2 separate regions of the Homo sapiens genome follow, and region 1 is linked to region 2. A link is a loop called in an ENCODE intact Hi-C map of the cell type or tissue named here. Cell type or tissue: dorsolateral prefrontal cortex. All regions are shown on one strand. Each heading gives the region's core, and the rest is flanking DNA. Links, peaks and the distances in the headings are about the cores only. Region 1 holds the start of PRRT3 (proline rich transmembrane protein 3). Region 2 overlaps SEC13 (SEC13 homolog, nuclear pore and COPII component).

The links. A loop is a pair of places that touch in the nucleus more often than their neighbours do. Peaks named below come from ENCODE experiments on the same cell type or tissue, not always from the same donor. Only the 100,000 strongest peaks of a DNase experiment are listed, where the experiment ranks them.
Region 1: it touches region 2 in a loop (2.8-fold over the local background); 2 of 110 quality-filtered maps call a loop at or near these places.

The regions. Positions count from the first base shown.
Region 1 is chr3:9,950,888-9,953,693 of GRCh38, reverse strand. PRRT3 (proline rich transmembrane protein 3) reads left to right here and starts at 1,286. Exons shown (of 4, transcript NM_207351.5): 1 at 1,286-1,372. The region is part of intron 3 of PRRT3-AS1 (PRRT3 antisense RNA 1); the gene reads right to left. RefSeq lists a silencer at 1,248-1,787. In dorsolateral prefrontal cortex, for the core only: no CTCF peak of the experiment used is centred there; DNase peaks (open chromatin) are centred at 1,283 and 1,583; H3K4me3 peaks cover 1,820 bases; H3K27ac peaks cover 1,353 bases.
Region 2 is chr3:10,313,635-10,316,440 of GRCh38, reverse strand. SEC13 (SEC13 homolog, nuclear pore and COPII component) reads left to right here. Exons shown (of 9, transcript NM_183352.3): 3 at 1,005-1,120. Among named protein-coding and RNA genes, the nearest start is that of SEC13, 6.1 kb to the left of the region's middle. In dorsolateral prefrontal cortex, for the core only: no CTCF peak of the experiment used is centred there; no DNase peak of the experiment used is centred there; H3K27ac peaks cover 252 bases.

The sequences.
Region 1 (2,806 bases), core at 252-2,751, 360 kb after region 2:
TCTGGCCTCAGCCTCTGGAGTAGGTAGGACTACAGGCATGTACCACCACGCCCAGCTAGTTTTTTTGTTTTTTTGTTTGTTTTTTAATTTAAAAAAGTCTCACCATCTTGCCCATGCTGGTCTTGAACTCCTGGGCTCAAAATGATCCTCCTCTCTAGGCCTCCCAAAGTGCTGGGATTACAGGTGTGAGCTACTGCACCCAGCCCTATCTCATTTTTGATAACCACATATATTTCCTGTGTGGCTTTCCCTTAAGGAATTGAGCCTAATAATGGATGTTTAGTATATCAAGAGGTGTTCAAAGAAAGACCAAGAACATTTTGACAGTGTCTACCAGCCCCATATGCAGACCCATAGATTTTACTACCATGCCTCGGCTAGGCAATTATCTGGTAGGTGCACTAGTGTACGTGCACAGTGATGTGTTAAGCAAGGAATGGCCCCTGCTCCATTATCCCTGCGAGCAAAAGGCTAGAAACAACCTATGTCCAATTACAGGGGACAGGATAAAGAACAATAACTAGCTGACCATATGCTGGAATTCTCAACAGTGGATACAAGAAATGATATAGATCTATAGATATTTACATGAAAAATGTGCCAGAATATATTGGAAAGTGAAAAAGACAAATTACAGAAATGTGTACAGTGGCTGGGCACGGTGGCTGACGCCTGTAATCCCAACACTTTGGGGGTCCGAGGCGGGCTGATCACCTGAGGTCAGGAGTTCGAGACCACCCTGGCCAACATGGTGAAACCCTGTCTCCACTAAAAATATAAAAATTAGCCAGGCATGGTTACTAGGGAGGCTGAGGCAGGAGAACCACTTGAACCTGGGAGGCGGAGGTTGCAGTGAGCCGAGATCACGCCACTGCACTCCAGCCTGGGCGACAGAGCAAGACTGTCTCAAAAAAAAAAAAAAAAAGTATACAGTATGATGTCATTTCTATTTAAGATGTACATGTAACTGTACATTGAGAAGAATCTGAAGGATACATACCAAGCTGTAGGTAGGATTTACCTAAAAGGATGTAGGGATATAGAAAGGAAGTGAGCTCCCCGTCCCATGAGGTATGCAAGCAGAGGCTAGCTGCCCCGTTTTCAGGGATGCTGCAGAAGACATTTCCACATCCCTCAGAGATGACCTCGGTTCCACTCTGAGCCCTGACAATCCCTGAGCGAGGGGAAGTCAGGGTTGACAGAAGAGTCCACCCCTAAGGGGAAAGAGTTAAGCAGGGCTGCGCTCCTGTGGGCGGGCTCGCGATCGGCAGCGCCGGGCTCTGTTAGCCGAGTCTGAGCATCTCGGAGGATGCGGCGCGGCGATCGGCTGCAGGGACGCGCGCAAGGTGAACACGGGGGCTGCGGCGCGCAGGTGAGGAGCTGGCCCAGGGAGGGGGCGATGGCGGGACCCCGACGGGGAGCGTGGCCTGCTGCCCCCGTCGCGGGCGCAGGCGACCAGGCCTGCACGGCGCCCACCCCCATCCAGGACACTGCGGGAAGGCGCGGAGCCAGGGAGAGAGGAGACGGAGGAGGAGGAGGAGGAGGAGGAGAGGTAACCCGAGATGGACCAGCTCCGAGGCTGCCCCGCAACGGCCTCGCCCTGCCCCCAGGCCGGCCTCTCCCCAGTCCCTGCGGCAGAGAGATCCGCCACCCCCCACAGCCTCTCCAGCAGAGTGGGAGCCCAGGGCTGGGCAAGCCCCCGCCTTGTCCGCAGGTGCCCACATCTCTTGGGTTGGCAGTGGTAGGCAGATGGCATGTTTATCTTTGGAGGCCCCATTCAGCCGTTTTCTCGGCAAAGCTTTTTGGACCTCCTGTGGAAGATGAGCCTCCGAGGGTTTCACAACCCCGATTGTGTCCACTCAGCTGTGTGACCTTGGGGGAGTTGCTCACCCTCTCTGAACCCCCGTTTCTTCCCCCTGTGAAATGGCTGTTCCCACACCTTGTATTGGGAGGGCGGAGTGACGTGTTGCTAAGCTCAGCGCAGGAGCCTCACTGGGAAAGAACTAAACACAGGAGCACTGTTTTTAGCCAGTACCTGTGTTAGGGGCGTCTCAGCGCACCCCTACTCCCAACCCTGGAGCAAAGCCCTGTCTCTGGGCCCCCAGCACCTAGCCTAGACCAGGAGCAGCCCATGGGGCTCCGTGAATGTTTGAGAAATGAACTAACAAGGCTTTAAGACAGAGTCTAAACTCGAGTTTGGAGGATGGGACTCAAAGGTCTTTGAACCCCTTGAAATTGTTCACAACTTTCGGTGAGCCTGGGTCTTTTCCCCGGGAGAGCACCAGGGGTTTTCAGTGGCTTCTTAAGGTGTCTGTGAGCCACCATGGGTTAACAGCCAGGAAGCTTTGGGGACAGCTGCTCCCCAGAGAGGAAAAGAGCAGGGCCTCTGCCGCCAAACACACCCAGGCTTCAGCTCTCGCACCCTCCATGAAACCTCTCCTGGTGGTGGGGCCCCTTCCTGCCTCCCTGGCCCACTGACAGGCTCTCGAGAACAGGAACTTTTAGGGGATATCCACGTGGGGCCAGGTATATACTGGAGGCTGCAGGTTTGAAATAAGAGGCAGGAGATTATTATAGAATCAGACCAGAGTGACAAGTGCCCAGGAAGATGAGGGAAGGAAGGCGGGAAGAGGAATGTGTAACGCTTGTCAAGCATCAGGTATGAACCTCGCCCATACCTGTTTGGTTATTTGTCTCATGCCTTGAGTTAGGCATGCTTATTATCCCCATTTTACTGATGGGAAAACTATGATGCAGAGAGGTGAAATGACTCCCCCAGGAAATGAAGACACTGGGATTCAAACTC
Region 2 (2,806 bases), core at 307-2,806:
AGTGGAGGGAGTTCCCAAAGAAAAATCAGGATGTGTTCCTTGCGTAGGGAGGTGAGAATTCCCATCTGAGCCAGACAGAATGAGTGCCTTTGAATGGGCATAATTGCCCCTGGTGGCCATGGGAGTGCAGCTGATAGTCCTGAAACTCCCAGGGTGGGACAGCTGGGGAAAGGGACATCCATTGGAATAGGCAGGGCCAGCAAGCAGAAGGGACCAGGGTGTTCAGTGGTGCAGGAGGCATGGTGCCTCAGAGACCATCACCCTGCGGACAAGGATCTGCAGGTAGGGGCCAGGCCTAGTTCTGCATGCTCAGTCAGCATCAAGGAATTCGGTTCACAAGTGGTGAGAGCAGCGACACTTAAGGCATTGTGTTCCTTGGGTGGAAAGTCTGGGAAGCTCTGGGCACACTACTAGGGAAAAGGTCGAGCAGAAGCCCCAAAACAAAGGTCCACAAAGGATCCAGGGCCAGGGCTGGAAAGAGCCCAAATATCTGAATGGAACCCTGTGTGCAGGCCAGAGCTGCATCACAGAAGACCTGACTGGGGACTCCAGGCAGTCAGAGGCCCACTCCTTTGGCCTGCTCCCATGCATTAGCATCAGGTGCTAGGGCTGAGCTGAACCCAGGGGTATTCCCCTTTAGCCCACAGAGCCTAAGAACTGAATAGGGCCTGAGAGGATGGAGGAAGAAGAGGGCAGCTAGGCCAACTTTTTTTCTCCCATACCCACCCTGCGGAACAGGAATGGAAGAGCCCTTCCCTGAGGTATGTAAAGGGTCTGTGACACCAGCTGGGCATGGCTTGCTTTGTCCATTTCAGAGAGACACTGCCCATAGGTGAAGTGAGAATGTCCACATGCTAGCTTCCTGCCTGAGGGTGATGATACTTTGAGATCAGATTGATTTCAGGGAGATTCTGGTCCAAACTAGACTCTGTGTAGTGACAGCCCTCACCCCACCCACCCACCCACCCAGCCTGCAGGCTTCCCGAGCTGTCCTCCCTTTGCAGCACGACGCCCAGATGGACTACTATGGCACCCGCCTGGCAACCTGCTCATCAGACAGGTCCGTCAAAATCTTTGATGTGCGCAATGGAGGGCAGATCCTTATCGCCGACCTCAGGGGGTAAGTGCTGGCGAGCCCAGGGAAGGGCTCCAGGAATGGTGTGGGTTCTCAGGCCCTGCTTCAAGCGTGGGAGCAAAGCATGGGAGCCCAGATTCAGAGCAACCCCAAAGCACATTTAGCGGAGAGGACGCTGGGATCCCAGCCAGCCTGGCTGTCCTCAGCGGACGTCCCCAGGGATGATGCTGTTAAGGGCACAGGTGGATACAGGTGTGAATCTCAGCTCTGCCACTTTATGTGTACCCACCAGAAGACCTTGGGCAAGTGACTCAGTTTCTCTCTCAGAGCCTTCATCTGCTCATCCTCAAAATTGGGCCAATGCTACCTCCTATCCAGCTAGTGTATGCAAGGCCCTGACACAGGGCCCAGGACACAGTAAGTCTTTAGTGCAGGCAGCTACTGCTACTTTTAAAAGTGGTAAACAGTACCATTTCGTTCAAGTTTAGCCAGTATGACCTAAAGTGTCACAAAAGCATCACCGTAAGAATAATGTAAGAATGCTATCATTTTATAAATCCCATTGTTCTGCCTATATGCCCGTGGCACGTGTTCAGTGATTATTTACAAATGTTTGACCTGCCCTGCTCCCTACTGAGATTCTTGAGGAAGTCCTGGCTCATTTTTATGGCCACATCTCTACTGCTTTCCCTCAGCTCACTGCCTTTCACGTATTTGTGGGTTTGCCTGGGTGCCGTGGATCTCCAAGGGTTCTGTGAATAGAGTTCAGGGGTTGATGAATTGGGACAGGGGGAAAAAAATGCATTTTCAGTGACTCTGATATTTAGCATTTCCTTCAATTATGGATGTAGGCCAGAAACTTCAGTAGTATTTGTAGTGCCTGTCACTTTGTCACCAGTAGAATTCACAGATATTGTCATCACACATCACGGTTACTTAGCTACCTCAAAATACCACTTATGCTCATCACAACTTTGAAATTACAGTGGTTATTAGACCTGCCGCTAGGGTTTGTTGCTTGAAGTGTTAACAAAGAAGTACATGCATCACTATCTCATAAATTGCTTTATAATATTTTGATAACAGGCTGGGCAAGGTGGCTCACGCCTGTAATCCTTAACACTTTGGGAGGCTGAGGTGGGAGGATGGCCTGAGCCTAGGAGTTTGAGGCTGCAGTGAGCCACGATGGTGCCACTGCACTGCAGCCTGGATGACAGGGTGAAACCCTTCTCAAAAAAAAAAAGTTGATTACTGTATAATTTATAATTGAATTTTCTTTATAAGCCTAGTTCTGTGTGTTTTGTACATTAGTCTGATGAGGGTCCATAACCTTCCCCAGAATGCACAGAAAAGATTAAGAGCCATGACAGGTGGGTGCTCAGCATGTGTTTGTTCACTGAATTAAAAAGCATAAACTAAGTCAGTGTCCATTTGGGGAAATGGGCCTAGAAGCTCCCCTCTGTCTGAGTGTCAAATGATCAAGTGACTGAGGAGCCAAATCAAGCTTCTCTATGCAGGAGCCCCCCAGGCAGGCAGAGAGCTGCTGCAGTGCAGCGTGTTGGCCAAGGCAGTTATGTTTGCTGTGACTCTGTCCTTTCTGCTGTTTTTCTTACATTCAAAGGATGTGAAATATTGGAGGGATAAAAAAAATTCCCACCCCATTCTTTTTTCCCCTTAGTAAAAACTGTGCTAGTTGTTGGAAGATTGAGTCTACTCAGTTTCATTAGCAGC